Regions from separate parts of the Homo sapiens genome. Here region 2 is linked to region 1. A link is a loop called in an ENCODE intact Hi-C map of the cell type or tissue named here. Cell type or tissue: mammary epithelial cell. All regions are shown on one strand. Each heading gives the region's core, and the rest is flanking DNA. Links, peaks and the distances in the headings are about the cores only. Region 1 overlaps TTBK1 (tau tubulin kinase 1). Region 2 holds the start of DLK2 (delta like non-canonical Notch ligand 2).

What was found. Peaks named below come from ENCODE experiments on the same cell type or tissue, not always from the same donor. Only the 100,000 strongest peaks of a DNase experiment are listed, where the experiment ranks them.
Region 2: it touches region 1 in a loop (10-fold over the local background); 4 of 110 quality-filtered maps call a loop at or near these places.

What each region holds. Positions count from the first base shown.
Region 1 is chr6:43,257,317-43,272,440 of GRCh38, reverse strand. It overlaps TTBK1 (tau tubulin kinase 1), which reads right to left. Exons shown (of 15, transcript NM_032538.3): 10 at 14,475-14,629; 11 at 13,172-13,403; 12 at 12,735-12,910; 13 at 9,091-9,652. Among named protein-coding and RNA genes, the nearest start is that of TTBK1, 21 kb to the right of the region's middle. RefSeq lists a silencer at 111-360. In mammary epithelial cell, for the core only: a CTCF peak has its summit at 8,790 (motif pointing left); no DNase peak of the experiment used is centred there.
Region 2 is chr6:43,451,605-43,466,728 of GRCh38, reverse strand. DLK2 (delta like non-canonical Notch ligand 2) reads left to right here and starts at 11,181. Exons shown (of 6, transcript NM_023932.4): 1 at 11,181-11,334; 2 at 11,849-11,979; 3 at 12,255-12,318; 4 at 13,594-13,724; 5 at 14,645-14,789. The coding sequence starts at 11,904. It also overlaps a transcript of ABCC10 not described here. RefSeq lists silencers at 4,232-4,432, 11,123-11,362, 11,463-11,512, 11,543-11,622 and enhancers at 9,683-10,524, 12,153-12,202. In mammary epithelial cell, for the core only: a CTCF peak has its summit at 12,048 (motif pointing left); a DNase peak (open chromatin) is centred at 12,038; H3K4me3 peaks cover 2,527 bases.

The sequences.
Region 1 (15,124 bases), core at 6,836-11,835:
TGCTGGATCTCCCACTTCCAAAGGCGTTGGAAACAGTAATATGTATGTAATGCTGAAATGAGGCTGAAGCCAGTGCCATCATCTTCAATATTTCACAAGGCACTTTGGGATCTTAGAGTACCTCAGGGTTCTGGTCACTGAGATGGAGCTGTGCTCAGGGTTGAGTAGTGGAACCCTCTAGAAGGGAATGCTGGATCACAGAGTGCTTGGTTTCATCCAACCCCAGATTGGGTGGGGGGGCCCTTGCCCACACTGCTGCTGACTTATGGAGCAGATGGTGGGCAGGTTCCCTTCACTTCACCTCCTGCCACTACCTGGGGTGGATGGGAAGAGGGCAAGAGGAGGTGGCTGGGGGAGGCAGTGCCAGCAGGAGGGGAGTGGGGCCACTGTTCAGCCTCACCCCCTCACCTTTGTGCTTTTTGTTTTCTGTCCCTTCTCAAAGGGTCCACCTTGACCCTCTCCTGCCTACTGCCTGAGCAGGGTGCAAAGCCATCCAAAACAGCCCAGAGGGCAACAGAGGCTTGGGTTTGGGGAGATTCAAAAGTGAGCAGCTGAGATGGGGGTGGGGGTGGGGCACAAGTATTAGAACCCAAATCTGGCTTTTGTTGCCAGATGGAGAAGGTGCTCTTGGCCCAGACATCCTCAAAAATAAATAAATAAATAAATAAATAAATAAATAGACTTACAAAGAAAGATTTTGGGGAAAGGAGTGTGTGACTATGGAGTGGCTTATGTGAATGGTGTGGATGAGCCATACCACAATGGTGGCCCTCTGTGTGGACAGTTTGGCTCCAGGGCACTGCCCACCACACTTATGGCACCCCCAGGCAGGGGCCAGGGCCCTGAGGCCTCTACTCTAACCAGAGACATCTGGGGAATTGATGGGCCAAGCAGAGGTTACAGGGAGAGAGGGGTAGAAGAGTGAAGCTGGGATGAGAGTAGCTACATAGGAAACTACCAATGACTGCATAGACATCTTTCTGGCTCCCTAACACACATGTGCATACACACACTCATACAGCACTGTGCAACTTGCGCACGTGCCAGTCACATTGAGGTCTATGTAAATGGCACTTCCTGGAATTACACAGTGCACAGCCTGAGCATTCATCCATGGCAGCCCTTCCACATGCACAAACGCTCATTCGTAAGCACACTCTTATGCACAAGTGTACGCGCATGCACACAAGCAAACATACAGACACAGTCTCACTGAAATAAACATTTTGCAAATCTTTGGGCCTCCTCCCCTCCCCATACAGGCACGGCCCTTTCTAGTACCCACTTCACTACTACCGCATTCCCCAGGGGAACAGAGGTGCTGGCTGACATGGGCAGGATGAATAAAGGGAAACTTGGGCTCCCTGCAGTGAAGGTTGGGGGCTGAGAAATGGGCAGAAGAGGCAGGCGCAAGCTGGCATCCTGACACTTCCCCACTCCCAAGTGTCCAGATCCCTATCCAACCTGCCTCTCTTCTGCTGTGTCTTCACCACCGCCCTTGGGGCTGACCGAGCACCTACAGGAAGGAGTCACCTTCTGAGAAGGGCAGAGGTGGGGCTGCTCCCGCCTGGGATTTGTCCTGAGACACTGGTTTTGCTGACAAGCACATGGTTTCTCACGTCATCCTTAACAACCACCTTAGCTGCCACTGCTTCTAAGCTGGGTCTCCTCGTTGCTCAGTTCCAGCCTGCCTTGGGAGGTGGATCCCAGGCCCCTCTCATCCATCCTCAGTTCCTGAGGAGCCGAGGACAGACACCCAATCCTACCAGGGAGTGATGGCACAGGTGTCTTGGGGGAGGGGCAGCCTACCATGGACTGAGCCTTCCTGGGGTAAGATGTGTGAGGAGAGAACTCTGTCCTCAATGATGATGGCCTGAGAAAGTCTCGCTAGGTCACAGGGCTCCTCCCCCGATCACTGAGCATTGAAACACTCCCCACCACATTCCAAACCTGGCTGTCCTGGCCTCCATCCATACACAGGGACACACACACACACACACACACACACACACACACACACACACACCATGCAAGGAGGGTCTTGGCCTCCCGCCAGCCCCTCGGGGTGGATCAGACCCAGCCATGCCAAGAGATCACAAATTAAACAGAACAAAGCCCATACCAGAGTGCCTCTGGCCCTGCAGGCCTCATCTCCCTGACACCTCTCTTTCCACTGGACTCTGGACCCATCAGTGGCTCCAGCTGAGCGCCCCTGCCCTGTCCTGGAAACTGTACCACCAGCCCCACCCCTCCCTGCACCATTTGGCTGGCACCTACAAAGGGAGCTGATGGGGAGGTGGGACGGAGACTCTGCTTGGGGTGGGAGTATTACAGTACCTTGGGCCAACGTTCTAGGGGGGCTGTATTGCATGATGGGGTGGGATGGGATGTGTGAGTGTGTGATTATTGCGTCCTGGGAAGGAACCATGGTCCTCTGCCTGCTCCCCACCCCCCCCCACCTGCCCCCTCCAGGAGGGGGGGGGCCCAGCCTAGGTCTTGTGGGTGAACCGGGCCCACACCTGCTGCAGCTGGGACCGCGAGATGCGGAGCACCGAGGGCATGAGTCTGTGGTTGCCAGCAGCGAGGGGCGCGTGGCGCCGGTGGGGCGCCCGCACAGGGCTGCTCTCAGCCGAGCGGCTGCGCTGAATGAGGGAACCGGAGGAGCCCGAGGAGCCGCCGCCGCCGGGGTGAGGGTAATGCTCCGTCTCCAGCGTGGAGGAGGAGAACACGGAGGACGCCAGTCGTCGCAGGGGGCTGTACCGCGGGAGGGAGTGCCCCGAGAGTCTGTCCTCCTCCAACTGAAAGAGACCAAGAAAGTGGAGGGAAAAGAGGTGTCAGGCACAGACTCGACAGCTCCGTCTCCGGGGCCACCCACCGCTCACAGCCCCTGCGGCGCCGGCGTCCCGGGCAAGTGGGCGGGGTCAGGCAGGGTGGAGGAGGGTGCAAACCACCCGCCCCAAGGTCCTGCCTCAGAATCTAGGCTCTGGCCTCCAACGCCCTTCCCCCTCCTCCTTCTCTCTGGAACTTCTCACACTATGGTCTCTGCAAGGAGACCATGGTCACTCACCTCCTCCGAGAAGCCTTCCTGGCTTAGTCCTACCTAGCTCAGGGTTGTTCTGGACTGGGGAACCCTTTCTCTCAGGAACGTGGCTGTGTGCTCTGAGAGAGTTCCTTGCCATGTGTTGACAGCTGTGTGTGGCATGTCTCCCCAGCTAGATTCCGTGCTACTCATTAGGGCTCAGAAACTTTCCCTGTACACCCTCCGCCTTGGCACCCCCGCCCCATCACAGGGAGGTGTTGGGATCGGGGTGACCATGCGGCATAAGGTGGTACTCTAGAGCCCAATTACTCGTGTTTGAATCCCAACTCCACCACTTAAAATCTGAGTGACCTTGAGCAAGTTACTGCACCTCTCTGAGCCTCAGCTTCCTCCTCTGTAAAATGGGGGTCATAATGGTGCCCACCTCAAAGGGTGGTCGTGAGGATTCGATGTTATAAGATGTGCAGTACTTGGAACAGCACCCGCCATGGAGTAAATGCTGTGCTCTTCACTGAGCTATTTTAGTATCTAATTTTAAATCACTCTTCCAAATGAGGGAAGGGATGGACTCGTAGGAGGAGGGGCAAACTGAAGTCATTTCTTGAAAGTGGCTTTTTCCCTGCCCCCTCAAAGTCTGAGCCACCAGGCAGCTTGTGTACAGGGCTGGGCAGAACTGCTGCCTCATCGCCTTCTGGAAGAATCCTGCTCTGTGCCCCCATGCCCTCCGAGTGAAGTGGAAGTGTCCCAGATATGTGGGGGTAGAAATGGCGCCCAGGGTGTTACCAGACCTCTCCCAGCCTGACCCTCTCTCTTCCTGAGACAGAGGCCAGTTGAAATAGCTTTTACAGCAGCAGCAAGGACTGCCTGGGCCAGCTCCTCCAGGAAGGAGGGGGCCTGGGACACTCAGCCCCAGCATCCCTTGCTGCTGTCACATGGGGGCACAAGGGACTTGGCATGGAGCCTCCAGCAGAGTAGGGAAGAGGGAGAACATTCTAATAGGACTGGCTTTGCTCCCACCTTGCTTTCCGTTTCAGCTTCTTTTTGGCCAAGTCTAGGATCCTTCTGAGCTAGTCCCATCTGCACCAAGGGTTAGGGGTCTAAGGCCCACCCAGAGAGGCCAAGGGACAGAGGCACCACCATTGCCCAAAGCCCCCTCTCACAGCACATGTGGGTGGCTTGAGTTAACATTCCAGCCAGAGTTTGCTCAGCTGCCAGGCAGAAGGATTTTCATAGGATGGCATTGAATCCCAGAGGGCTCTTGCCCTTCAGATTGGGCACCACTTGTGGCCACCTACTTGTCTTCAACACCAGTTGAAATATCACCTCTGTGAGACCGCTCCAGCTCCCTCCCCTGCAAGCTCCCAGCTTCTAGCAGATAAGAGTGCTCTGTTATCTCCCTGATGGACCTGGATTGTTAACATCTTTCTAGACCTTTGCATCTCCACCCCACTGCTTGTGACCTTGAGCTCCAAAAGGGCAGGACTGGGCAGCTTTATTCATCTTTGTCCCCCAGCCCCTAGCACACTGTCCAGCACGTGGCAGGGAAATGCTTTGGTGGCTGCCGGGCAGTGTCTGTGTACTCAGCGCATGCTGACCTGCTGTGCTATCGGTCAGAGACAACCGGTAAAGGCAGGCAAACAGCCCTCCCCCAGATCACACACTTGCTAGCCTGCTTCACCCTTGCCCTAGCTTTTCCCGCAACTCCTAATTTGCACCTTAAATTTCCTTGAGAACAAAGCCAGGTGTGAAAAAAGAAAAAAAACAAAAACAAAAAAACCCACCATCACCAAAGAACAATAGATACTTTAAAATTGTGCCTGCTTTCACACTGTTTCCCTCCCGGTTCCCCACATGTGCAGGTGACAGAGTTGTAGGTGCTCATAGTTTAAATGATTGGTGTTATGAGGAAGTTCACACATCAGGCACTGAGAAAATTGAGGTAGGTCTAGAGAGGGCGCCTCCAAAAAGGTGGTGGGAAAGAGGGAATTCAGCAGAGACTTCCTGCCTGCCCTGAGCCGCATAATCTCCGCCTGTGGGTGGAGAGTCCCAAAAACTGTGATTCTAGGAAGCAGCCAGATTTGGGAGGTCCTGCCATAGGCCCAGGCTGGGCTCACCACTTCCTTCAGGCCAGCCCAAAGACAGAAGAAAAAAATAGGCCAGTCCATTTCTCCCTGCTCCTCTACCCTTGATGAAGGAAGATCTCTGCTTCACCCCGCTGTCCTGAAGTACTTGGCGAAACATGTTGTACCCCATATGTTCATCCAGAGACACACACAGAGGCTGCCCTGCACACTGACATGGCCACAGGCACACCTGCTGACATGGCCCAGACAGTGGGTATGCACAGAACACACACACACACACACACACACACACACACACACACACACACACACACACACGCATGCTCCAGGCTCTCTCTGATCCTGCACAAACCATCTGCTCTCTCTGGCCTGTATGTTTTCTGTTAAACTCACAGACCTCAGGCTGGGCGCGATGGCTCACGCCTGTAATCCCAGCAATTTGGGAGGCCGAGGCAGGCAGATCACCTGAGGTCAGGAGCTCAAGACCAGCCTCAACATGGAGAAACCCCGTCTCTACTAAAAATACAAAATTAGCCGGGTGTGGTGGTGGTGCATGCCTGTAATCCCAGCTTCTCGGGAGGCTGAGGCAGGAGAATTGCTTGAACCTGGGAGGTGGAGGTTGCAGTGAGCCGAGATCACGCCATTGCACTCCAGCCTGGGGAACAAGAGCAAAACTCCGTCTCAAAAAAAGAAAAAAAAAAAATTCACAGACCTCAGACGGAATGGCTCAGAGCTCAGCTCTCGGAACGAGTTGCCTGGGTTCAAGTCCCGTTGCTAACACTTACCAGCTGGTGGTCACCAGCTGAGCTAAAAACTTTGCTTCTCTGAGTCTTAGTTTTCTTACTTTTAAAATCAGGATTCCCTGTTCACAGTGTTGTTGTGAAGAATATACATGTAAACATGAAAGTGCTTAGGACAGTGCTAACTATTGTTGTCATTATTAGAATTATTACTCCAATTGTTACCATCAATAGAAATGCTTTGACATTCTAGGCATCTGTGGTTCTGTACACACTTGCAGACCTGCTGCATATTCTACACAAATGCAATAATGTGTGCACCCACATGCAGGCACATACATGTGGACACATCCATCCACCAGTGCACAGCTCGAGCTCCGCTGACACAAACGCACATGCACAGGGGCAGAGTGCTAACCAACCTCGATTCTATACACTGTGGGGAACCCGAGGCCCACAAACACCTCACCCCCAAAGACACACACAACTCATCTCTTGCTGACATAGGTAGTGCCAGTCCCTGTCACAAGCAGGACCCGAGCCCGAGACTGATTACAGAATCGGCCTGTGCTTCCCCACCCCACCAAATCTCTCTCTCCCCACCCGCTTGGCCAGAATTCCCCAAAGTGAGGATGAGTCCCAGGACACAGGTAGGAATCTGCAGGTAAGAAAAACTTTAGAGATGAACCTCGGAAGAACCTCAGCTCCCTCACCTGGAGACCCAGAAAGGGACACTGACTGGCCCTCAGTCACTGGGAAGGGAACGGCAGAGCCAGGTCCAGACCTCAGTCTCCTGACTTTAATTCTCGGCTCTCTCTTGACACTGTCTGTCACCCTCCCTAGACTCTGCACTTCCTACGGGTACAACCTATTGTGCAAGTCACCTCTGATGCCTGTGGTACATGGCACACAGTAAATACTCAGTGAGTGTGGATGAATAAACGGGAGCGGAGCAAGGACCCCAAACACATTTTGCTCCCTCTCCTGCTGCCTGGTGCTGGGTGTGGTGGGAGCAATGGCTAGTTACAACGCAATGGTGCCAGCCCACTTGACTGCCAGGTCTGCCAGGGCTGCTCCTCCAACTCAGGCCAGCTAGGGCCTCTCTGGGTGAGGACTCACGGGCCCCACTTTTTGAGCCCCCAGTTTCCAGTGTCCAGGCAAGGCCTGGATGCATACTCCCCAGGATCACAGCTCAGAGGTCCTCTCTTCTAGAAGGGACCTCTAGATAGGGATGGGGTCTGCATACACTCCTGCCCACAGCTGCTTTTCCCAGGGCACCCATGTGATCCCAGGCAAGGCCTCCCAATCTGAGCAAGTGGTAGAACTGGCCCCTGGCCCAACACCTGGGCACCTCCCAGAGCCACCTAGAGTGTACGCCCCCAATGTGGGACCACTATGTGGAACGCGGCACAGCCCCTGAGCCCCTTCCGGCATCCCCTCCATGACTCTCCCCAGCCCCTCTGTGGGTTCATGGACCCCATTTGGAGTTTTCCTCCATTTCCCAGGTCAGAGTTCAGCCTCTGTCCCACACAGCAAAGCCTGGTCAGGCCAGTGGCTCTCTGCCTATTCTGACACCCTGTCCTTGTCAGAATAACCTAAATATCATGAGACATTTTGCAATTTGGCCACCATCTGGCCCCTCCCTGCCCTTCCAGCCTTGTTCCTCAGTCCTCCCACACAAGGAGTTGCCATTGCAGCCAGACTGGGCTCTCCCAGGGCACCCAACACACCTGTCCCTGTGCTCAACTATAGTCTCTCTCGCCTTGGCTCCACTCCTCCCCACGGCCATCCACCTGGCTCTCAGAGCTCACCTCCTCCATGAAGCCCGCCCTGATCATGGGAACCACTTCCCACTCCTCCCTGCTGCCCTCCAGACCTCTCCTGCCCTGATTTCGAGGACCTTCTCCCCTGTGCTCCTCCCATGCTCCGACCTCTCCCTCTCACTCATCATGCAGAGCTCCTTCTCCTCTCATTCCCCCTAGATGTGAGCACCTCTCAGCTTCTGCCCTCACTTTTGGGTTCCACACCCTGCACAGTCCTTTTGGGTAACATCACCCATTCCCATGGTTTCCCAAACCCCGAAATCTGTATTTCCAGGCGAGATCCCTCTCCTGAGCCTCAGGTGCCTACACGTGGACATCCCTTAGATTCCATGAAGTTATTATATTTATTTTATTTTATTTTATTTTATTTTGAGTCAGAGTCTCGCTCTGTCACCCAGGCTGGAGTGCAATGGCACAGTCTTGGCTCACTGCAACCTCTGCCTCTTGGGTTCAATCAATTCTCATGCCTCAGCCTCCCAAGTAGCTGGGATTACAGGCAGGCACCACCACACCCGGCTAATTTTTTGTATTTTTAGTAAAGATGGGGTTTCACCATGTTGGCCAGGCTGGTCTTGAACTCCTGACCTCAGGTGATCTGCCCACCTTGGCCTCCCAAATTGCTGGGATTACAGGCCTGAGCCACCGCACTGGTCAGATCATTGTATTTAAATCTGAATTCTCATTCCCTTCAAAACCACTCAGGGCATCAGCCGAGACACGAGACGCCCTGGCCCCCACTCCATCACAGCCTGCTTGACCTATCCCCAACACCCTTGGCACTATCCACCTTGCCCCACATCCACAGCCCCACCTCAGCCCAAGCCACTGGGACACTCTCTTGCCACTGCCTGCCACGTGGCCTGCTTGCATCTCATTTCAGGCCATTTCAATCCATTTTCCACACAGCAGCCTAAGGATCATTCAACAGTACCAATGTAATCATATTGCACTCCTGTTTAAAAGCCTTCAGTGGCTCACCAAACCTGCAGCATCAAGTCCTGGCCCCTTAGTATAGCCCCAAGTCCCTCCGTGGCAGGGCCCAGGGCTGACCTCACAGCCTTGTCTGCTGCAGTGTGCCATCAGCTCAGTGTTCTCAGATCGCCCCCTCCCGGCCTGTGCAAAACACTGTGCCCGTGGCCTGCGAGGCCCTTCTCCTGCCTTGTCACTTGGCTTCACTGCTCATAGTGCCAGACTCAACTCAGAACTGAGAGGGCACTTCCTCTGGGAAGCCTTGCCTGCCCCTCAAACATGGTTTCAGACCCTTAAGCCTGTCTACCTCCATCACAGCCCTGTGACTGCTGGCTTACTGGTCAGTAGTGCCAGCACACATGGAGCACCCCAGGCCTACACACCAGGACTCTGGGCATCTGGAGATGGGGAGTGGGGTGCAAGCCCAACCTTACCTGTCTCTGTGGGCCTGTGGGGTCCGACTCTCTCCGTCGAGGGCGGGGTCCCGAGTGCAGGGGTGAGTGGGAAGGGCTGCCAGGCGTGGGGGGCTGTGACGTCTCGGAACGGCCATCGCCCTGGCTCAGCTGGGGTGGCAGGGGCTGGGGCGGCAAATGCTGCAGGTCCTCCTCCGCCAGCGCCTGCATGCTGCGTCCCCGGGGCCGGACGGTGGGCTCTGCCCCCAGCCGCCGCCGCTCTTCGCCCTCCTCGGGCAGTGGCCGCAGCTCCTCGGGCTCCTCATCCGTGGTGCCCGATGTGCTGGGCTCAGCCCCTGGAGGGAAGTCCTTGAGCTCCGTCTCCTTGTCGATGATGACCCACTCTTTGCTGTCGAAATCCTCCTCCTCAGCCAGCGGCACCGAGCGGAAGGCGTTGCTCAGGGCCTCCTGCTCCACAGAGGCTGACACGTCCATGCGGCCACTGGCCTGTCGGTCAGCGTGGCCTGTGTCCACTGACAGCATCTGGGCTGGCTGAGAGGAGCAGGCCTGGCGCGAGGGCGAGCCAGGCAGATCCATCCGTGACCTGCAAAGCCACCCCTCACGGGGCTCAATACCTGGCCCCACTGGACCCCCAAGGACCCCACGCCAGCGGCAGGGTGGGGCGTGACTCCCAAAACCTCCTGACCGCAGTACCCCTCCCACCCTGAGCCAGGCCAGTTACCTCTAGGTTGTCACCCTCCAACCTCACTTCCTATCAAGGCTTTGTTAGTTCGTTTGTTAGTTCGTTCGTTCATTCATTCATTCATTCATTCAACAAATGTTTTTGAATGCTTACCGTGCTCCAGGAATACAAACAAGCAGAAAATAAACTCGGGTTTCTGTGCAAGGAACGCTCTCTCCTGGGCCACCCTAGGGAAGCTAATCTTCCTCAGGCAAGCTTTGTTCTTGCCTCTCCAGTGCTCACACCCGCCAGTGGCTGCTTCCTGCTGCTTCCAGGCAAACACACCCAACTGGCCCTTGAGTTTACAGAGGGCTTTCCAGCCTCCTCTGCCATCACCCTCCAGGCCTGCCTGGCTGGTTTCATCACCCCCAAGATGGCCTTGCTAGTCCCAGCTCAACAAACTCCAGTGACTCCCCGGCCCCAACAACAAAGTCCACATTCCTTGGTTTACACTCAAGGCCTCTCACAGCCTGAATACAGCTGTCTCCCCATTTCCCTCACCAGCCCCATCTCAGATTCCACCCTTACGGCCCACCCCCAATGTAGCCTCTCCCCACAGGACCTCTCCCCACACACAGCCTGTCCTTCTACCCTTTGCTGTCTGATACAGGTTGGCTGTCACCTTGGGCAGGTAGCCTGCCTTTCCCATCCTACAAGGATTAGTGCGTTCTATCTCTCTCTCATCACAGGGTGAACCTCATGTCTGTCACATAATCTGTCTCCCCAAGAGACTGTGAGCTCTGCTGCGCAGGGCCTGGGTCCCATCTGACTTTACCCCAAGGGCATTGATCCTGCCTTGGGACATCTCTTCTGTCGTTATCTTTTTTTTTTTTTTTTTTTTTGAGACAGAATCTGTCACCCAGACTGGAATGCAGTAGCATGATCTTGGCTCACTGTAACCTCCACCCCCCAGGTTCAAGCTATTCTCCTGCCTCAGCCTCCTGAGTAGCTGCGCTTACAGGTGCACACCACCACGCCTCCCTAATTTTTGTATTTTTAGTAGAGATGGGGTTTCACCATGTTGGCCAGGCTGGTCTCAAACTCCTGACCTCAGGTGATCCACCCACCTTGGCCTCCCAAAGTGCTGGGATTACAGACGCGAGCCACTGTTCCCAGCCTCATTATATTGAACTGTGCTGTGAATCTCACATTACTTTCAGAGCTTCTCAACTTGGGGTCATGCCAGCCCCAAGAGGAGGATATTTCTGATTGTACAGTAGTGTGTGTGTGGGGAGGTGCTACACAAGAAAGAATCGCCCTCTCTCAAATGCCAGGGTACCCCACTGAGAGCCAGCACGGAGGCCTAACCTATCTGGGGTTTGTGCCACTCCCTCACATTCAGGCTGTGGGCAGGGGGCTGACTTTCATTCTCCCCCAGCATCGAGCCTGTGGTTCAATGGCTCTTCAGCTGCAGAGGCAGGGGTGCAGATCAGAACTGCCTGTGGGGCTTCCTTAAAATACCACCACCCCAGCCTACGTGGGACCTGCCCAGTCTGACTGTGCACAATATTTTCATTGACTTGTTAATAAAGACTTAAATAAAACATCCTTGAGAGAGGCCACCTAGGGTCTTATATTTATGCTCCCATGTCAATGGCTGATATCATTTCCTTTCTGAGGCACAGTTTGTTTTGATGGATGTAAAGGGGAGAAAGGGTGCCAAAGAAGGCTCAGGGCTAGTGGTGCTTGTGCGTGTGTGTGTGTGTGTTTGCATGTGTGTGTGTAATGGGAGCTCAGACGGAGGGTTGGAGACAGGAGACAGTGGGGTGGGAAATCCAAATCTCAACTGCTTTTGTACTGTCTCCTGCTCCCGAGTGCCCCAGAGCCCATCCAGACCCTCTGCTGTCTATGATATCCTGTTCAGCCCTCAACTTTCTCTACCATCCCTGCAACTGGGGTTCACTGTGAGCCAAACCAGTTTGCTTCTTGTTTTCTAAAAGCAGGCAGCCCTTCAGGACTGTCTCATTCAAGGCATTTCCCACCTCTCTTCTCCACTCATATCCCTTCCCAAACTGCCTTTCCTCATTTCTCCGTCTCCAGGGAGAGGGACTCCAGGCTACCACAGACAAAAATGGTGGTCTTCAGTCCTACGTAAGCCAACCTGTGTGAGTGTGTAAGGACTGAGGTTGCTCACAAGGAGACACACAGAGTGGATGCCAGAAAGGATACCCCTCCTATCCCCAGGACTGGGTCTTTGGAAGAGACCCCTTTTCTGGTGCAGAGAAGGCCCCAGTCCTACTGTGGAGTGAAGTCCCACTCAGAGGCCAAGGGAAGATGGAAACATCTCTCAGGGGCCTCCCCACCTGATGTTGTCCCACCCACCACCAGCACAGATGGGGACCGGGCCCTGGCCCTTGTTGTCCACCCACCATCCGAGGTCAACAGACCATTCTCCCACCCTCCCATCTTCACCTCCTAAAGGCTCACCTAGCTTCTCAATGCTCCTTTTCCCCAACTAGGTTCCCGCTGGTCCCCTCCCCTCTGTGACTTCAGATCCTTCAGCCCTAACCCCCAAAACTTGCCCTGCTCTCTCTTCCAGCAATTCCCAGGCCCCCTCCCCCAAAGCTGAAGAGAGCCTACCTCAGCTGCACTTGAAGTGTCTATAATTAGTCTCTAGGAGAAGAGATTCTGGAAGCACACACACCCACCAACCAACTCGCCCCTCACCCTTCCTGGGCCCAGGCGCCCCACCTGTCCCTCCTGCAGCCTGCACTCACCCAATTACGTTTCCTGGCATGAGCCGGGACCTCTCTGGATCCCCCACTGGTTCTCCCAGGCCCTGTCTCTGGCCCCAACTGAGTCTGACCCCAGGCCCAAGTATAACCCTCTCAGCACTTCCCAGGGTCTGCCCACCTCCGCCACACATCTAACTTTTCCTCCAGACCAGCCACGTGAAGGCGGAGAGGGCCTTGGGCCCCAACCATGCCCCTGGCCCCAGACCCACCTCCTCTCAGGTAGCTCCACTCGCCCGTCCGCCGTGGACAGCCTTTCTGACTCAGGGCTGTTCACCCTCCGGTAGCGCAGAGAACGGACTGGGGTTGTGGGGGAGTCTGGGGGGGCACGCACTGGGGAGCTGGGGACCCCCATGCCTCGGCTCTGTTCCTCCTCCACACAGGGGCTCTGCAGGAGAGGGGAGTGCCATGAGCTGGGGCTGATGAGGCGGCTGTGGGCGGATGGTCTCCTCAGGGTGAAGGAGACAGAGGATGATGATGATGGAAGACACAGCGAGGCTAGTGCGGGGAGGGACCGGGAAACAGAGGCAGGGCAAGCAGGCAGATGGCCGGGGACAGGGTGCTTAGGAGGAACAGGGCAGGGGCACAAGGCTGGGAATCGGGGGTGAGAGAAAAGGCCACCCACGCCCTTCGCCCTGGCGGCAGTTACTTTGCCGATGTTGATCCGGAGTTTGTTCCGGTTGACATCTGTCTCCTCCCAGACTTCAGCCTCAGGACCCCCGGGGTGGGGGACAAGGTGGGGACTGGGGCCCAGCCCCTCAGAGGGCCTCCCGGGCAGAATTGGGGGTGCATTCTCCTGGTCACTCAGGTGCTCTCCCTGTAGCACATCCTCGGTGTTCTCCCGGAGCAGGTCCCCAGGCACTGGCGTCACATTGACCACCCTGGAGAGGGCAGGAGGGAGCCATGGGCAAGGCTGGCAGGGGTGCCCTCTCCTTCCATGGCCCTCTCCTACCAGCACAGACCTGGAGACCACCCCCAGGAGCGGGCACAGAGGCAGTCCCGTCAGGGGTGAGAGTGTCCCTAGGCCCATCACCATTGCTGGCCCACAAAGCCTCTGAGACCAGACGACCCTCAAGTTGGCAGGGGCCACAAGGAGATGTAGCCATCTAGCTCTGTTGACTTAGTGGATCCTGCTGTCGTTCAAGGACCTGCCAGATTTCCATTGGCGTTCACTGTCTGGCTTCCTTTAGACCCAGGAATGGGTCTAAAAAGGAGAATCACTTTGGAGATCCTTTTAAATTTAGTTTTCTTTTATTATTATTTTGCAGTCTGGGAGCATAGATTGAAGTTGCCCTGAATATACACTTAAATTTTTTTTTTATTTAATCTTCTTTGATGATTAAACTTTCGAGTTCTTTAAGCAATGTCTGTATGGAACTGGGCACTGTAATGTGCTACCAACTCCTGTTAAGTCTCCTTCCTAAATGTGTCCCCTGAAGCCCCTGCCCACCTCTCTCCTTGGCTTGCTCCTGGGGCTGGGTGGAGAGCCCCTTCTAACTCCAGCTCCTCCCTCGACCACCTCTGTCTTTGTGCCTGTCACATGGTTCTGAAATTGCTGACCCATCGATTTCAAACATCCCAGACTCAGCTGAGAGTGCTTTGGGGGCAGGAGCTGTAACTTTCAGGTGTATGGCCTCAGGACATGGCTGTTAAATTCATGCATATGAATGATAAGAAACAGATAAACTGTGGGGCTCAGGTAATTTCGCTTAGGGTTCCCTGCTCCCCCAGGGACCCACTAAGGTTAAAAACTCCAAATGAGGAAGATGCCCACTCTATGCTCAGATTGAGGGTGGAGATGTGGCAGAGTTTCCCAAAGTCCCAGAACTCCACTAAGGATAGGAAAGATAGCCAAGTGTGTCCAGATAGGAAGAGAGGAGAGGAGAGGACCGCCTGCCCTCTTAGGTAACAGCTCCAGGCAGGGGCTGGTGGCTCGCCTTCCTGAGACTCACCCAAACATGGCTGCCGTCTGCCGGGTGTTCTGCTGGGGCGGGGTAGAGGTGCTCGTGGACAGGAGGGCATCGGTGCCTGCCTTCTCCCAGTCAAAGGCCTCATTCTCGGCAATGCCCCTCTCCTTCATGCTGTTCTCAAACACTGACATGATCAACTGCAGGGGGTGAGGGTGATGGGAGGACAGAGAGGTGATCCGGGGGCTAGCCAGGAGGAAGGGGCAGTTGCTGGGATCATAGGAGGAAGACAGGGACTTTCCAGGACAGGAATGGGCCTGGAGGGGGCATTGGAAGGAGAACGGCACATTGATTTTAAATGAAAACATGCACATGATATGCAAATCAACATGCAAATTATCATCTTGGATTAAGCCCCACTGACTGGACATGAACCCTCTGAGATCTGTCCCCTGGTTACCATCTTCAAACCTCCTCTGCCATTTCCACCATGTCAGCAACCCTAAACCACTGGGAGTTTCCAAACCCATGCATGGGGTGCTGCCTCTGCACAGACTGCCCCTCTGCTGGGGCGCCCCTCCCACTCATCCTCTCCTCTCTGCAGCTTCCCTTCTCTTCACCGTAAATTCTCTCCACCATACAGCTGCCCTACAGGGCACAGTGCATCAGTTTGAATTGTCCACATGCCTATCTGT
Region 2 (15,124 bases), core at 10,049-15,048, 190 kb before region 1:
GATCCATAGACATCCCTTGATGTCTGAGGGCATTCATTTTCTCTCTGGGAATAATGGAATGATAGCATAATGGAATGGAATGGAGGCAGTGAAAATGGGCAGAGAGGGATGTGGCAACATTATGGATAAGCACCAAACATCAGGGCTGAAAACATCCTTAGAGACCATTGAGTGAACTCCCTCTGTTTTCAAGGGAAACTTAGGCCCAGAAAGAAGGGACTTGCCCCCACAGGATACTGCAAAGTTTATCCCACTCCCTTTATTCTAGTTATCTATCACTGCATAGAACAAATCACCTCAAAGCCTAGTGGCTTGAGACATTTTATTATCTGTCCAATTTCTGTGGGTCAGGGACTCAGTCAGGACTCAGCTGGGTGGTTCTGACTTTGTGTCTCATATAGCTGCAGTCAGTCGGTGGCTGGAGGTAAACCAGCAGGGGCTGGAGCAGCCCAGGTCTGTCTGGGCATCTCTGTTCATTCACATACTCTCCAGCCCTCTCCTTGTGGTAGCCTCCCCAATGGGGCTAGTTTGGGCTTCCCCACAACTTGATGACCTCAGGGCAATCAGACTGATTACTCATGTCTCCAAGACAAGTGTCCCAAGAGAATAAGGAGAAAGCTGTATCATCTTTTGTCATCTAACCTCAAAAGTCACATAATATCACTTCTACCATAGTCACAAGGCTGCCTAAAGGGAGCCTAAAGGGAGGAGTGTCAAAGTCACACATTATAAGGGAAACGTGTGAGATGGGAGGTCTTATGGTAGCCATCTTTGGAAAATACAATTTGCCACACCCTTGCATAATCACCTAGATCAATAGCATGGCCCAGGGGAAAGATGGGCCTGGGTCTGAACCCCAGCTTCATCATTCACTAGCTCTATGACTGGGGAAGTCACCTAACTCCTGGTATCTTCTCCTACCTCATATATAAAACTAGAATAATAAGGCTGGGCCCAGTGGCTCACACCTGTAATCCCAGCACTTTGGGAGGCCAAGGCGGGCAGATCACCTGAGGTCAGGAGTTCCAGCCCAGCCTGGCCAACATGGCGAAAACCTGTCTCTACTAAAAATACAAAAATTAGTCAGGCCTGCTGGCGCATACCTGTAATCCCAGCTACTCCAGAGGCTGAGGCAGGGGAATCGTTTAAATCCGGGAGGTAGAGGTTGCAGTGAGCTGAGATCATGCCACTGCACTCCAGCCTGGACAACAGAGTGAGACTCAGTCTCAAACAAACAAACAAAGAAAAACACTAGAATAATAATAATGCCTGTCTGGCAGAGTTATGGTGAAAATTAAATACAAGGGCATGGCTCTTTATTAATTAAAGTAGTATAAGGGATGGTGTGTTCACTGCTATTTATTTCTTTATTTTTGACAGAGTCTTCCTCTGTTGCCCAGGCTGGAGTGCAATGGCAGCATGATCCGGGCTAACTGCAACCTCTGCCTCCGGGTTCAAGCAATTCTTCTGCCTCAGCCTCCCGAGTAGCTGGGATAACAGGTGCGCGACACCACGCCTAGCTATTTTTTTGTATTTTTAGTAGTGACGGAATTTCGCCATGTTAGCCAGGCTGGTCTCGAACTCCTGACCTCAGGTAATCCACCCACCTCGGTCTCCCAAAGTGCTGGGATTACAGGCATGAGCCACCGTGCCCAGCCCACTGCTTTTTATTTAAAAAAGAAAAAATTGGGCCGGGCGCAGTGGCTCACGCCTGTAATCCCAGCACTTTGGGAGGCCAAGGAGGGTGGATCACGACGTCAGGAGTTCGAGACCAGCCTGGCCAACATGGTGAAACCCCCGTCTCTACTAAAAATACAAAAATTAGCTGGGCGTGGAGGCGCGTGCCTGTAATCCCTGTTACTCGGGAGGCTGAGGCAGGAGAATCGCTTGAACCCGGGAGGCGGAGGTTGCAGTGAGCCAAGATCACGCCATTGCAATCCAGCCTGGGCGACAGGGCAAGACTCTATCTCAAAAAAAAAAAAAAAAAAAAGAAAAAAAGAAAGTAGTGTAAGGGAATATCCTGGGGCAGAGGTGGGGTTATTATTTAATATATAGGATGATCAGTGAGGGCTTGTTTACTAACATGAGATTTGAGCAGAGAGCTGAATGAACTCAGGGAGTGAGCTATGAAAATATCTGGGTTATAGCATTCCAGGCAGAGAACAGCTAGTGCAAAGATCCTGAGGCAGGGAACATGCTTATATGTTCAAGGATCAACTCAGGGCCGGGCACGGTGGCTCACTCCTGTAATCCCAGCACTTTGGGAGGCTGATAACAGGCGGATCACGAGGTCAGGAAATCGAGACCATCCTGGCTAACATAGTGAAAGCCCGTCTCTACTAAAAATACAAAAAAAAAAAAAAAATTAGCCAGGCGTGGTGGCGGGTGCCTGTAGTCCCAGCTACTCAGAAGGCTAAGGCAGGAGAATGGCATGAAGTCGGGAGGCGGAGCTTGCAGTGAGCCGAGATCGCACCACTGCTCTCCAGCCTGGGTGACAGAACAAGACTCCATTTCAAAAAAAAAAAAAAAAAGGATCAACTCAGAGGCCAGTTTGGATGGGACAGAGTGAGGTAGGAGTGTGCAGGGAATAAGATCAGATGGGAAAAAAAAAAAGATCAGATGGGAGCCACTGGAGGGTTTGGAACAAAGATATGAAAAAATCTAACTTCCATTTTTTAAATAAAATTTTAATTTTTGAATAATTTTAGATTTATAGAAAAGTTCCAAAGATTGTATAGAGATTTCCCAAATATGACTCACCCAATTTCCCTTAGTGTTAACATTATACCTTATCATGGTACATTTGTCAAAACTAAGAAGCCAACGTTAGTACCCTGGTATAAGCTAAATTCTAGACTTTATTCAGACTTTGCCAGTTTTACCACTATTGATGTTTTTCTGTTTCAGAATCCAGTTTGGGATAATACATCACACTTAGCTGGCTTCCATTTTCTTTCCATCAGGATCACCCTGGCTGCTGCATAATAGAAGACCAATTAAGAAGCAATTGCGGCCCAACACTTTGGGAGGCTGAGGTGGGTGGATCACCTGAGGTCAGGAGTTCGAGACCACCCTGACCAACATGGAGAAACTCCATCTCTACTAAAAATCCAAAATTAACCAGGCATGGTGGCGCATGCCTGTAATCCCAGCTACTCGGGAGGCTAAGGCAGGAGAATTCCTTGAACCCGGGAGGCAGAGGTTGCAGTGAGACCAGATGGCACCATTGCACTCCAGCCTGGGCAACAAGAGCAAAACTCCGTCTCAAAAACAACAGCAACAAAAACAAAACCAAAGAGGCCATTGCAGTAGTCCAGGCAAAAGATAATGGGGGCTTGAACTAGGGTGTTAGAGGTCACATTGTGAAAAGTGGTCAGATTCTGGATGAATTTGAAGGCAGAGGCAATGGAATTTGCAGGATGTGGATTATAGGAGAAAGAGGAGAATCAAGCATGACCCCAAGATTGGGGGCTAAACAACTAGACAGATGGACTAGCCATGGACTGGAATGGGTACAGCTGACAAAGGAAAACTATTTGGGCTGGAGATCAGGAGTTTGCAGCAGTCAGACACACAAGTCTGGTACTACCAAATTTATTTTTAAATTAATTAATTAATTTATTTATTTTCATAAGGACAGGGTCTTGTTATGTTGCTCAGGCCTGAGCAACAAAACTGAAGTCTCAAACTTCTGGGCTCAAGCGATCCTCCCACCTCAGCCTCCCAAAGTGCTGGGCTTACCAGGCATGAGCCACCATGCCCAGCCAGACACACGAGTCTGGATTTCAGGGATAAAGCTTGACTGGAAACATAAATTTGGGAGTCGTTAAGTTATAGCCATTCCAAGCAGTTAGGCTGGATGAGATCATGAAAGGAGGGAGTGAAGATAGAAAAGACAAGAGGTCTGAGGATGGAGCCCTGGGGCTGAGGAACATGTTGGGAAGATGAGGAGGATGCAAAAGAGACCGAGAAGGGGTGGCCATTGCAGTAGGTGAAGAAGCTAGTGAGTGATCCCAGAAACCCAGTAAACTGTGGCAAATGCAGTTAACAGAGCCAGTGAGGTGAGGACTGAGAATTAATCATTGGATTTGGCAGTGGTGAGGGCATTGGTGAACTTTACAAGAGTGATTCTGGAATGGTGGGGTGAGAGTGGGTTCAAGAGAGAATAAGAGGAGAGGAGGTGAAGAGAGCAAGGATAGACTAATATTTTTGAAGAGTTTTCAGTAAAGAAGAGCAGACAAATGTAGGGGGTTGAGGGAGGTGATTTACTTATTTATTTAAGATCTGAGAGAGGTTGATGACAATGCTCTCGTAGAGGCAAGCAAACTGATGATGCAGAAGAGAAGGAGAGAAATCAGAGAGACCTGATGAGAGAGGATGTGAACTAGTGCCCAGGTGAAGGAGTTCACTTAGGTAAGAGCACAGGCAGTTCACGTACAGTAACAAGAGGGATGTCAGAATATATGGAGACAGATGCAGGTAGATGGAGGGGGCGTGTGGAAATTCTTTCAGATTGCTTCTATTTTCTCCATGAAGTTGAGAGCAAGACCATCAACAGAGTGAGCAGAGAGGAGGAGGGGGTGGAGGTTGGAGGAGAGAGGAGAATAAAATAATTGTTGGGGTGGGTGGAGGAGTGTACAGAGCTAAGGAAATCCGAGAGTATTGGTGATCAACACAAACAGCATTTGAAGGTCATGAATTTAAGTGAGACCAGCTAGTTGGGAGGTATGTTTCTTCAGCTGTTTGGGTGAAGGCTGAAGAAGTCACAGCGGCTGGGCGCAGTGGCTCATGCCTGTAATCCTAGCACTATAGGAGGCTGAGGCAGGTGGATCACAAGGTCAGGAGACTGAGACCATCCTGGCCAACACAGTGAAACCCCGTCTCTACTAAAAATACAAAAAAAAATTAGCCGGGTGTGGTGGTAGGTGCCTGTAATCCCAGCTACTCAGGAGGCTGAGGCAAGAGGATTGCTTGAATCCGGGATGTGGAGGTTTCAGTGAGCCGAGATCGCACCACTGCACTCCAGCCTGGGCGACAGAGCAAGACTGCGTATCAGAAAAAAAAAAAAGAAGTCACAGCAGTGGAGTTTTGCCACATGAATATGATGGAGGGAGAGGGGGCCAGGGAGTTAAGCATGTATGCAAGTGACTAATTATAATGATGAGGCATGGAATCAAAGCTGAGGAAGCGGAAGGGTGGATGTGATGGGGATAGGGGATGGTGAAAAGGAGATAGAATCAACAAATAAAAGACAAGGCCGGGCCCAGGCGCGGTGGCTCACGCCTGAAATCCCAGCACTTTGGGAGGCTGAGGCGGGTGGATCACCTGAGGTCAGGAGTTCGAGACCAGCCTGGCCAACATGGTAAAACCCCATCCCTACTAAAAATACAAAAAATTAGCTGGACGTGGTGTCACGTGTCTATAATCCCAACTACTCAGGAGGCTGAGGCTGAGGCAGTAGAATCACTTGAACCCGGGAGATGGAGGTTGCAGTGAGCTGAGATCGTGCCATTGCACTCTGGCCTGGGGGACAGAGTGAGGCTCTGTCTCAAAAAAAAAAAAAAAAAGAAAAAGAAAAAGAAAGACAAGGCTGACAGGCTGACTTATTCACAGTAGGCACAGTGCCTAAGTTCTATAATACTTTTAAGGGCCCACAAAATGTTTTCGTTTTGAATTTATTTTAAAATCAGAAGAAAAAATGAATACAATAAAAATAAGTATATAATAATGAATTCAGGCCAGGCACAGTGGCTCACGCCTGTAATCCCAGCACTTTGGGAAGCCAAGGCAGGCAGATCACCTGAGGTCGGGAGTTCGAGACCAGCCTCACCAAAATGGAGAAAACCTGTCTCTACTAAAAATACAAAATTAGCTGGGTATGGTGGCACTTGCCTGCAATCCCAGCTACTTGGGAGGCTGAGGCAGGAGAATCGCTTGAACCTGGGAGGTGGAGGTTGCGGTGAGCCAAGATCGTGCCGTTGCACTCCAGCCTGGGCAACAACAGCAAAACTCCATCTCAAAAAAAAAAAAAAATGAATTCAGCCTGGATTATAGTAGTCCTTATACTGATGTAGTTATGTAATATAATTTTTAATATTCTTTTATGGAGGAAGGGACCCACTAAGGTGAAATGGCTAAGGCCCATGAAAGCCATGATGTGGCTTTTATGAGAGATCGCAGTGGGTTAGCAGAATTGTTTGAGCCAAGGTGCTAGAGGTCATGGTCTGGAAAGATAGGAGTTGGTAATAGGAAAGTGTGATACTTAAAATAGAGATGATGGAGTGTGTGAAGCTATTGGTAGCAACAAGGTTTAGGGTGGGATCATCTTTCTCACTGGAGAGGAAGAAATCAAGGAAATGAGAAGCTGGTTTTATCAGATATCTATTGCTATATTAACAAACCATTCCAAAATTTAGTGGCTTAAAACAACCACCATTTATCTGCTTATAGCTTGGCAATATGGGCTGGGCTCTGCTGAGCAGTTCTTCTGTTTGTCTTGCCTAGGTTCACTCATGTGGCTGCAGTCATCTGGAAGCTTAACTGGGGCCAGGTAATCCAATATGACTGCACGTCTAGTGGTTGTTGGCCAGGGTACCTCAGCTCTCCTCCACGGGGCGTTTCATCTTCCAGTAGGCTAGATGGACTTCTTGACATGATGTTGGAAGCATTCTAAGAGGCAAAGCGGCAAGCTGCAAGTCTCTTGAGACCTAGACCCTAGGAACTCACACAACATCATTTCTACCCCATTCTATCAGCTAAAGCAAGTCATAAGGCCAGCCCAGATTCAAGCAAGAGGTTGAGAAATATACTCCACCTCTTGCTGGGAAAAGCAGCAAAATAATTGCAAAGCGTCTTGTAGAACAGGAGGAAGAAAAGTGGCCATCTTTGCAATCTATCACACTTGTTGGAAGAACTGTCTATGTCATATTGAATCATCAAGAATCACCAATAATTTGACAGAAGTGAGAGTGAAGAGACTGACAAGCCAGGTGCTAAAATCTTCAAAGCACAAGGGGGCACTAAGTGATACCTCTAATGGCATCAACTACCTTTATTATTTCATGAGTGAATCTCAGTACATTTTATCAGTTAAAAAGAATTTATTTTTCATGACTTCTTTGACTCAGTCACTCATCAATTCAGACTTGATCATAAGGAAGGAGCCTAAAACATGGGGAAAAAACCTACCTTCATAAAAATGTGTGGCACTAATAAATATTATCTGGGAGCTGTATCCTCAGTGGCTCTGGTATCTAATGGTAATATATGACTACTCAATATTTGTTGAATGAATTTATAATGACAAAAAAAGTAAACAACCTAAGCAGCCAATAACTAGGGCTAAGTAAAGTAAATATAGTATATCTATTTAATGGAATATCACATAGCCATAAAAAATGCTTTTGAGAACTATCAATATATGACATGGAGTAAAAAAAAGCAGGATACAATACTGTAGGTACATTATGATTATACCTCTGTAAAAATATCTGAATGGAAAAAAGGAATCAAAACAACAATAATTGTGGTTTTCTCAAGCTAGTAGGATTGTGGGTGGTTTTTTTCCTTTCCTTTTCTTTGAGATGGAGTCTTGCTCTTGTTGCCCAGGCTAGAGTGCAGTGGCATGATCTAGGCTCACCGCAACCTCTGCCTCCCAGGTGCAAGCGATTCTCCTGCCTCAGCCTCTCAAGTAGCTGGGATTAAAGGCAGGTGCCACCACGCCCGGCTAATTTTGTATTTTTAGTAGAGACAGGTTTTCTCCATGGTGGTGAGGCTGGTCTCGAACTCCTGACCTCAGGTGATCTGCCTGCCTTGGCCTCCCAAAGTGCTGGATTTACAGGCGTGAGCCACCGCGCCCAGCCAGTTTGCTTTCTTTTTTTTTTTTTTTTTGAGACGGAGTCTCGCTCTGTCACCCAGGCTGGAGTGCAGTGGTGCTATCTCGGCTCACTGCAAGCTCCGCCCCCTGGGTTCATGCCATTCTCCTGCCTCAGCCTCCCGAGTAGCTGGGACTACAGGCGCCTGCCACCACACCCAGCTAATTTTTTGTATTTTTAGTAGAGACGGGGCTTCACCGTGTTAGCCAGGATGGTCTCGATCTCCTGACCTCATGATCCTCTCACCTCAGCCTCCCAAAGTGTTGGGATTACAGGCGTGAGCCACCGCACCTGGCCTTTTTCTTTTTACTTTATTCTAAAAAAATGTTAGGCTGGGCACGGTGACTCATGCCTGTAACCCTAGCACTTTGGGAGGCCAAGGCCGGTGGACCACTTGGGGTCACTTCGAGACTAGCCGGGCCAACATGGCGAAACCCCGTCTCTACTGAAAATGCAAAAATTAACTGGGCAGGCCGAGGGCAGTGGCTCACGCCTGTGATCCCAGCACTTTGGGAGGCCAAGCGGGCAGATGACCTGAGGTCAGGAGTTGTAAACCAGCCTGGCCAACATGGCGAAACCCTGTCTCCACTACAAATACAAAAATTAGCCTGGCTTGGTGGGGGCGCGCCTGTAATCCCAGCTACTCGGGAGGCTGAGGCAGAAGAATTGCTTGAACCCGGGAGGCGGAGGTTGCAGTGAGCCAAGATGGAGCCATTGCACTTCAGCCTGGGTGACAGAGCGAGACCCTGTCTCAAAAAAAAAAAAAAAAAAAAAGAGTTAATTAAACAAACAGAATTTTAAAAAAATTTATTGAATACCTACTATGCCAGGCATTGTTTTAGACACTGGGGATGCTGTGATGAGCAAGAAAACATCCCAGACCTCTGGAGTTTGCTTTGTAGTGGGGAGATGGTCAATAAACAATAAATATTTAATATAATGTCAGATAATGATATCTGACAGAGAAAAGCACTGAAAGTCTCGAGAAAAAAAAATTAGCTGGGCGTGGTGGCGCTGTGCCTGCAATTCCAGCTATACTGGAGGCTGAGACGAGGTTGTACTGAGCTGAGGTTGCACTACTGCACTCCAGCCTGGGCGACAGAGTGATAATCTCAAGGAAAAACAAACAAACAACAACAAAAAACAAGTTATAGATGTTCATTGTTTAAAAAAAAAAAAAAAGGGGCGGGCGCGGTGGCTCACGCCTGTAATCCCAGCACTTTGGGAGGTCGAGGCGGGCGGATCACGAGGTCAGGAAATCAAGACCATCCTGGCTACCATGGTGAAACCCCGTCTTTACTAAAAATACAAAAAAAAATTAGCCGGGCGGGGTGGTGGGCGCCTGTAGTCCCAGCTACTTGGGACGTTGAGGCAGGAGAATGGCGTGAACCTGGGAGGCGGAGCTTGCAGAGAGCCGAGATAGCGCCACTGCACTCCAGCTTGGGCCACAAAGCGAGACTCCGTCTCAAAAAAAAAAAAAAAAAAAAAAAAAAAAGTGTTAATGCTGAAAAGTATTAATAAGAAAAAAAAAAAAACCTCTATAATTCGATCATCCAGAGAAAAGCACTGCCAATGTCAAAGTACGTTCTTCTTTGTTTCCGGCTTCCCCCCACCGCACTTTACATATTCTTAGCTTTTTTGGACATCTTTAGACGTCAAAAAAAAAAAAAAGTATTTTTAACAGTCACATAGTGTTGATGTGCCATAATTTATTTGCCTACAGTAATTTTTGAATTATAGGTTGTTTGCAATTTTTCACCAAAAAAAAAAATGTGTTTAAACAAAATGAATGGTACAGCCATGTCATTACTCAAATTCAGAGAGCTCTTCAGGGAAGAGGCGATCACAGCTGAGAGGAGGCCAGCTAGGGAGCTGAGTGGGTGTAAGTGTTATATCCAATGGAGACTGCAGGAAAAATGAGCCCTGGGGCTCTGTGCCTGTGGAGGTGGCTGTGTGAAGGTGGGAAGCTGCTCTGCCCCGACTAGCGACTGCTCCTTCCGATGTTTTGAATTTAAAGATGGTGAAATCTCAATCTGAAGGACTAGAGATGGGCGCTAGCGTTCCTGACCTCTGCCCTGTTGTCCTGCACAAACTAGAAATTATGTTCTGGGTCCTTGTCTTTTTTTGGGGGGGGGCGGGGGTCGGAGTTTTGCTCTGTCCCCCAAGCTGGAGTGCAGTGGCGCGATCTTGGCTAACTGCAACGTCTGCCTCCCGGGTTTTCAAGCGATTTTCCTGCCTCAGCCTTCCGAGTAGCTGGGATTACAGGCGCGCACCACCACGCCTGGCTAATTTCTGTATTTTTAATAGAGACGGGTTTCACCATGTTGGCCAGGCTGGTCTCGAACTCCTGACCTCAGGTGATCCGCCCGCCTCAGCCTCCCAAAGTGCTGGAATTATAGGCGTGAGCCCACCGAGCTTGGCTGGGTCCTTGTCTTGAAATGTGTCTCTGAGCCATTAGCCAGAAGGGGGCAAAGAGGCCTGGAGGGCAGCTTTCCCCCACTCCCCCTCCGTTACTCTCTGAATCTGAGCTCCAGGTTTGGGCAGTTGAGGTTTAGCCTGAGGCCAAGGACGAACGTGATGGGGTACAGGAGAAGACTTGGCGGTGGAGGGGGTTTTGTGTGCACATTTACAGAGTCAGGGGCATTCCCAGTCCAGAAAGGATTCTCAGAGGCAGTCACAAAAAGGAATGGGGTGGAAGGGCTGAGACTTGAGGGAGGGAAGGGTGGTGGGGGTAGGGCCGGGGTGTGGTTGGGTGGATCGGGTTGATATTTATATAGGGATAGGTTGATCTTGGAAGGCTGGAGACGGCAACGTGGACAGGAAGAAGCGGAGGGCGAGGAGGAGCAGAGGAGCACACAGATGAAGCAGGTGATGAAGGCTTTACAAGCGGGGAGGCGTGGGCTGGTGACAGGCGGAGGGCGGGGAGCGATTGCCTGCGTGTGCATAGATCTATATGAGAAGCGTGATGAGCGGCGGACAAGCGAAGGCAGGGCTGGGGCGTGGGCCGCGGAGCGCTGGTCGGGAAAGTGGGCATGGGAGATGAGAGAATAACGGGGTTGCGCTCCTTTGGCTTAATAGTTTGCTCCCATTGAGACTCCTAAGATTTCCTCCTCTCTTGGAAGGAAGCTGGGTTCGGGGCGTTGGGTAGCCGCGGAGGGCCGGGGCCCCGGGGCGCGCCGGGTGCTAGGTGTGCGCCGTGCGTCGCGGGGGGGGGGATGGGGGTGGGGGCGGGCTCCGCCCCTGGCAGGGGGCCTGAGCGCGCGCGAGGAGCAGCCGCTGCCGCCGCTCGGGGTCGCCTGGAGCCCCAGATTCCCGAGCGCTCGGCTCGCATGGCAGCCGCTTCGGCGCCCGGCCCCGCGGCCAGCTAGGGGCGGCCCCGCGCTCCCTCACGGCCCCTCGGCGGCGCCCGTCGGATCCGGCCTCTCTCTGCGCCCCGGGGCGCGCCACCTCCCCGCCGGAGGTGAGGACTGCGGGGACAGGGCGCGGTGGGGATTCCAGGCCCCGCGCCGCCGCCGAACCCAGCGCGGCGGAGATAGAAAGGGGACGTGGGAGAGAGTGGTGGTGGCGGGGGGGGGGGCTGTCGGAGCTGTGGGGCGGAGACTGCTCGCTGCCGGGAACCGTCCTTCCCTCCGGCCCCCGCGTCCCCTCCGTGCTCGAGGCCGCCTCTCGGCGCTGTCCCCATCCCGCGGACCCCTCCGTCCTGACTACGATCCCAACCCCAGCCATTCCCGCGCCTGGCCTCGCTCCGCGATGCCCATCTTTCCCCTCCTTGCAGACCCCGCTCCCGGGTTCCTGTCTTCGCTCTCCTCGCTCTCTTCGCCTGCTCAACCCTTCCCTGCCCCCATCCTCCCGCTACCCCCATCCCCTTCTTCTGTCCCGGCGCCCCTCTCCCTCGTCGGCTCCTGTCACTTGGAACCCGTATCCGTGCCGCTATCTCCGCGTCCGGCCGCCTCCCAACCGGTGCCGTCCCACAGGTGTCCACGCGTCCGGCCGTCCATCCGTCCGTCCCTCCTGGGGCCGGCGCTGACCATGCCCAGCGGCTGCCGCTGCCTGCATCTCGTGTGCCTGTTGTGCATTCTGGGGGCTCCCGGTCAGCCTGTCCGAGGTGAGCGCGCCCGCTGGGCTCCAGTCGCGGCCCTGTCCAGCCGTCCTCGCTTGCACGTTGACCTCTGCCGGCCGGAGGCGGCACTGCAGTCGCTCCGACCCGCGGGGCAAGCAAGACCGAGGTTGCCTTTTTGGAATGGGATGAGTTTCTGTGTTATGTCCTGCCCTAGGGTTGAGTCCGCTCAGTTACTGGAACCCCAATCCTCTCCTGAGTCCCGCATCCCAGCGAGCTGTGCCCTGACTCAGACTCACCCCTCCCACATCAATCTCTTGCAGCCGATGACTGCAGCTCCCACTGTGACCTGGCCCACGGCTGCTGTGCACCTGACGGCTCCTGCAGGTACCTGTCCTGAGCACGTGCCCCCAAACCCTTTGGTACCCATTTCTAAGCCCTTCACGTGCACAACAGTGTCTAGGGGCTTCAGACTCTACTCTTCATGCCTCATCACTCCTATGGCTGACTGGCCAGTCCCCCTTTCCCCTTTACCTCACCTCTCTTGCTTCTTCTAGTTTTTATCTCCCCACTTCTTTAATCTCCCAAGTCTGATCCAGGGATTGTCTGAACTCCTGACAGGGAGAGAGACCTAAAGCTTGAGAGAGCTTGGGGATTGGGTGCCATGAGGAAATGGAAAGATAAAGGAAAAAGGGAAAGAGAAATGGTTTAGCCTGGAAAAGAAATGCTGCAGGGAGAGTTGCTGGGGAGAAACACTTACAATGAAAGAGGATCTTTCTTGATGAGTTTGAGTAGTTGACTCACTGGGAGATTGGGCAAATTCTGTAGCAGGAGGAAAGTGGACATAAGGAAATGAGTTGATGAGGCAGGTAGTTCAATTGGCTGGGGGTCTTTGAGACTCTTCACCCCTGGAGGGCTTTTAAAATATGGGTCAAGTGTTTGCCCTGGAATCATGGTGGGAGGATAGTCCTGATGACCTTTTTTGTTTTTATTTTTATTTTTTGTTTTTGAGACAGAGTCTCGCTTTGTTGCCAAGGCTGGAGTGCAGTGGCGCGATCTCAGCTCACTGCAGCCTCTGCCTCTTGTGTTCAAGTTCCCCTGCCTCAGCCTCCTCAATAATGGATTACAGATGCACACCACCATGCCCGGGTAATTTTTTGTATTTTTTGTAGAGACGGGGTTTCACCCAGTTGGCCAGGCTGGTCTTGAACTCCTGACCTCAAGTGATCCACCTGCCTCGACCTCCCAAAGTGCTGGGATTACAGGCGTGAGCAACCACGCCCCGGCCCTGATGGCCTTTCAAGGTCATTCTTCTTTAAATGTTTGTGAGCACCTCAGACATGCCAGGAGGGGTACTGGAGGCATTTACAGACATCTTATTTCTTCCTCTACTCAACCCTGCAAGGTGTATCCCCAATTTACAGGTGAGAAAACTGAGGCTCAGGTTAAAGTACAGAACCAGGGTTTGAGTGCTGGTGTCTGATGGTCTGATTCCGTATATGTGTCCTATGACCCTGCACAGTCCTACACCTACCTGGGACAGGTCTGCTTTCCCTTAGGGGCTGTCATATGTCCTCTTGGTTTCTAGAAGCTCTGGTTCTGTCTCCTCCATTTCTTCACATCCATGACCCAGAGCCCTGACCCTGTGCTTCTCCCCGTCAGGTGTGACCCGGGCTGGGAGGGGCTGCACTGTGAGCGCTGTGTGAGGATGCCTGGCTGCCAGCACGGTACCTGCCACCAGCCATGGCAGTGCATCTGCCACAGTGGCTGGGCAGGCAAGTTCTGTGACAAAGGTAGGGGGGAGGAAGGGTAGCTTTTGGTTGGGAACCCCATGTTCTTAGGGGAACAGCCATCAGTATTTATTGAGTGCCTATTTTGTCCTTGTCAAACCCTCAAATACATGGTATTTTATCATTTTTTTAAATCTTAGACTTTTTATATGTTGTCTGAATTGATCCTCAACATAACCCCATGGGGCAGGAAACACAGCTGCTAAAAATTGTACTCATTTTACAGATGAGGAAACTAAGGCCCACAGAAGAGCTATAACCTGCTCAAAGTCAGGTTTTTTTGTTTGTTTTGTTTTGAGATGGAGTCTCACTCTGTCACCCAGGCTGGAGTGCAGTGGTGCGATCTCGGCTCACTGTAACCTCCGCCTCCTGGGTTCAAGTGATTCTCGTGCCTCAGCCTCCCCAGTAGCTGGAATTACAGGCACCCGCCACTTCAGCTAATTTTTGTATTTTTAGTAGAGATAGGGTTTCACCATGTTGGCCAGGCTGGTCTCGAACTCCTGACCTCAAGTGATCCACCCGCCTTGGCCTCCCAAAGTGCTGGAATTATAGGCATGAGCCACTGTACCGGCCTAATGTTTGTATTTTTAGTAGAGATGGGGTTTTGCCATGTTGGCCAGGCTGGTCTTGAACTCCTGACCTCAAGTCATCTGCCCACCTTGGTCTTCCAAAGTGCTGGGATTACAGGCATGAGCCACAGTACCCAGCCCAAGGTCAGTTTGAGACAGACTGAGAGCCAGGGCCAGGAGCCTCCTGACTCCAAATTCAGTGTTGTTGTCTCTCCCTAGCATACCACGCCAGCCTGGGCTGGGTTTGTAGTATAGCCACACCTACAGAACCTGGGGCCTGGAAGGCGTGGACAAGTCTGGTCTGGGGACCAGATGGGAGGGGTTATCCCAGAGCCTTTCCTGTCCCCTCTCCAGATGAACATATCTGTACCACGCAGTCCCCCTGCCAGAATGGAGGCCAGTGCATGTATGACGGGGGCGGTGAGTACCATTGTGTGTGCTTACCAGGCTTCCATGGGCGTGACTGCGAGCGCAAGGCTGGACCCTGTGAACAGGCAGGGTGAGTGCTGGGCCCTCAGGGTGAGTGGAAGGTTAGACCAGAACCTGGTGATGGGATGAGAAAAGAGGCAGGACTGTTGGGAGGGTGGGGGACTGAGAGTCAGACCCACACGGGGACACTCAGATAAAACCCCTGCATGCCAAAGTGTTCCTAGTTCAGGGTTTCTCAACTTTTTTTTTTGTACCTTCTGAGCCATTTCTTCAACAATCTATAGGAGCTAGAGGGGTAACAAACGTGTGACTGTTCTGGTTGGGGAGGGTGGGTGTGGGGAGACTGAAGGGCCTGGGTCTCTCCTCATCCTCTCCTGAACGCTGGCTTGCACCCTTCTGTGTCAC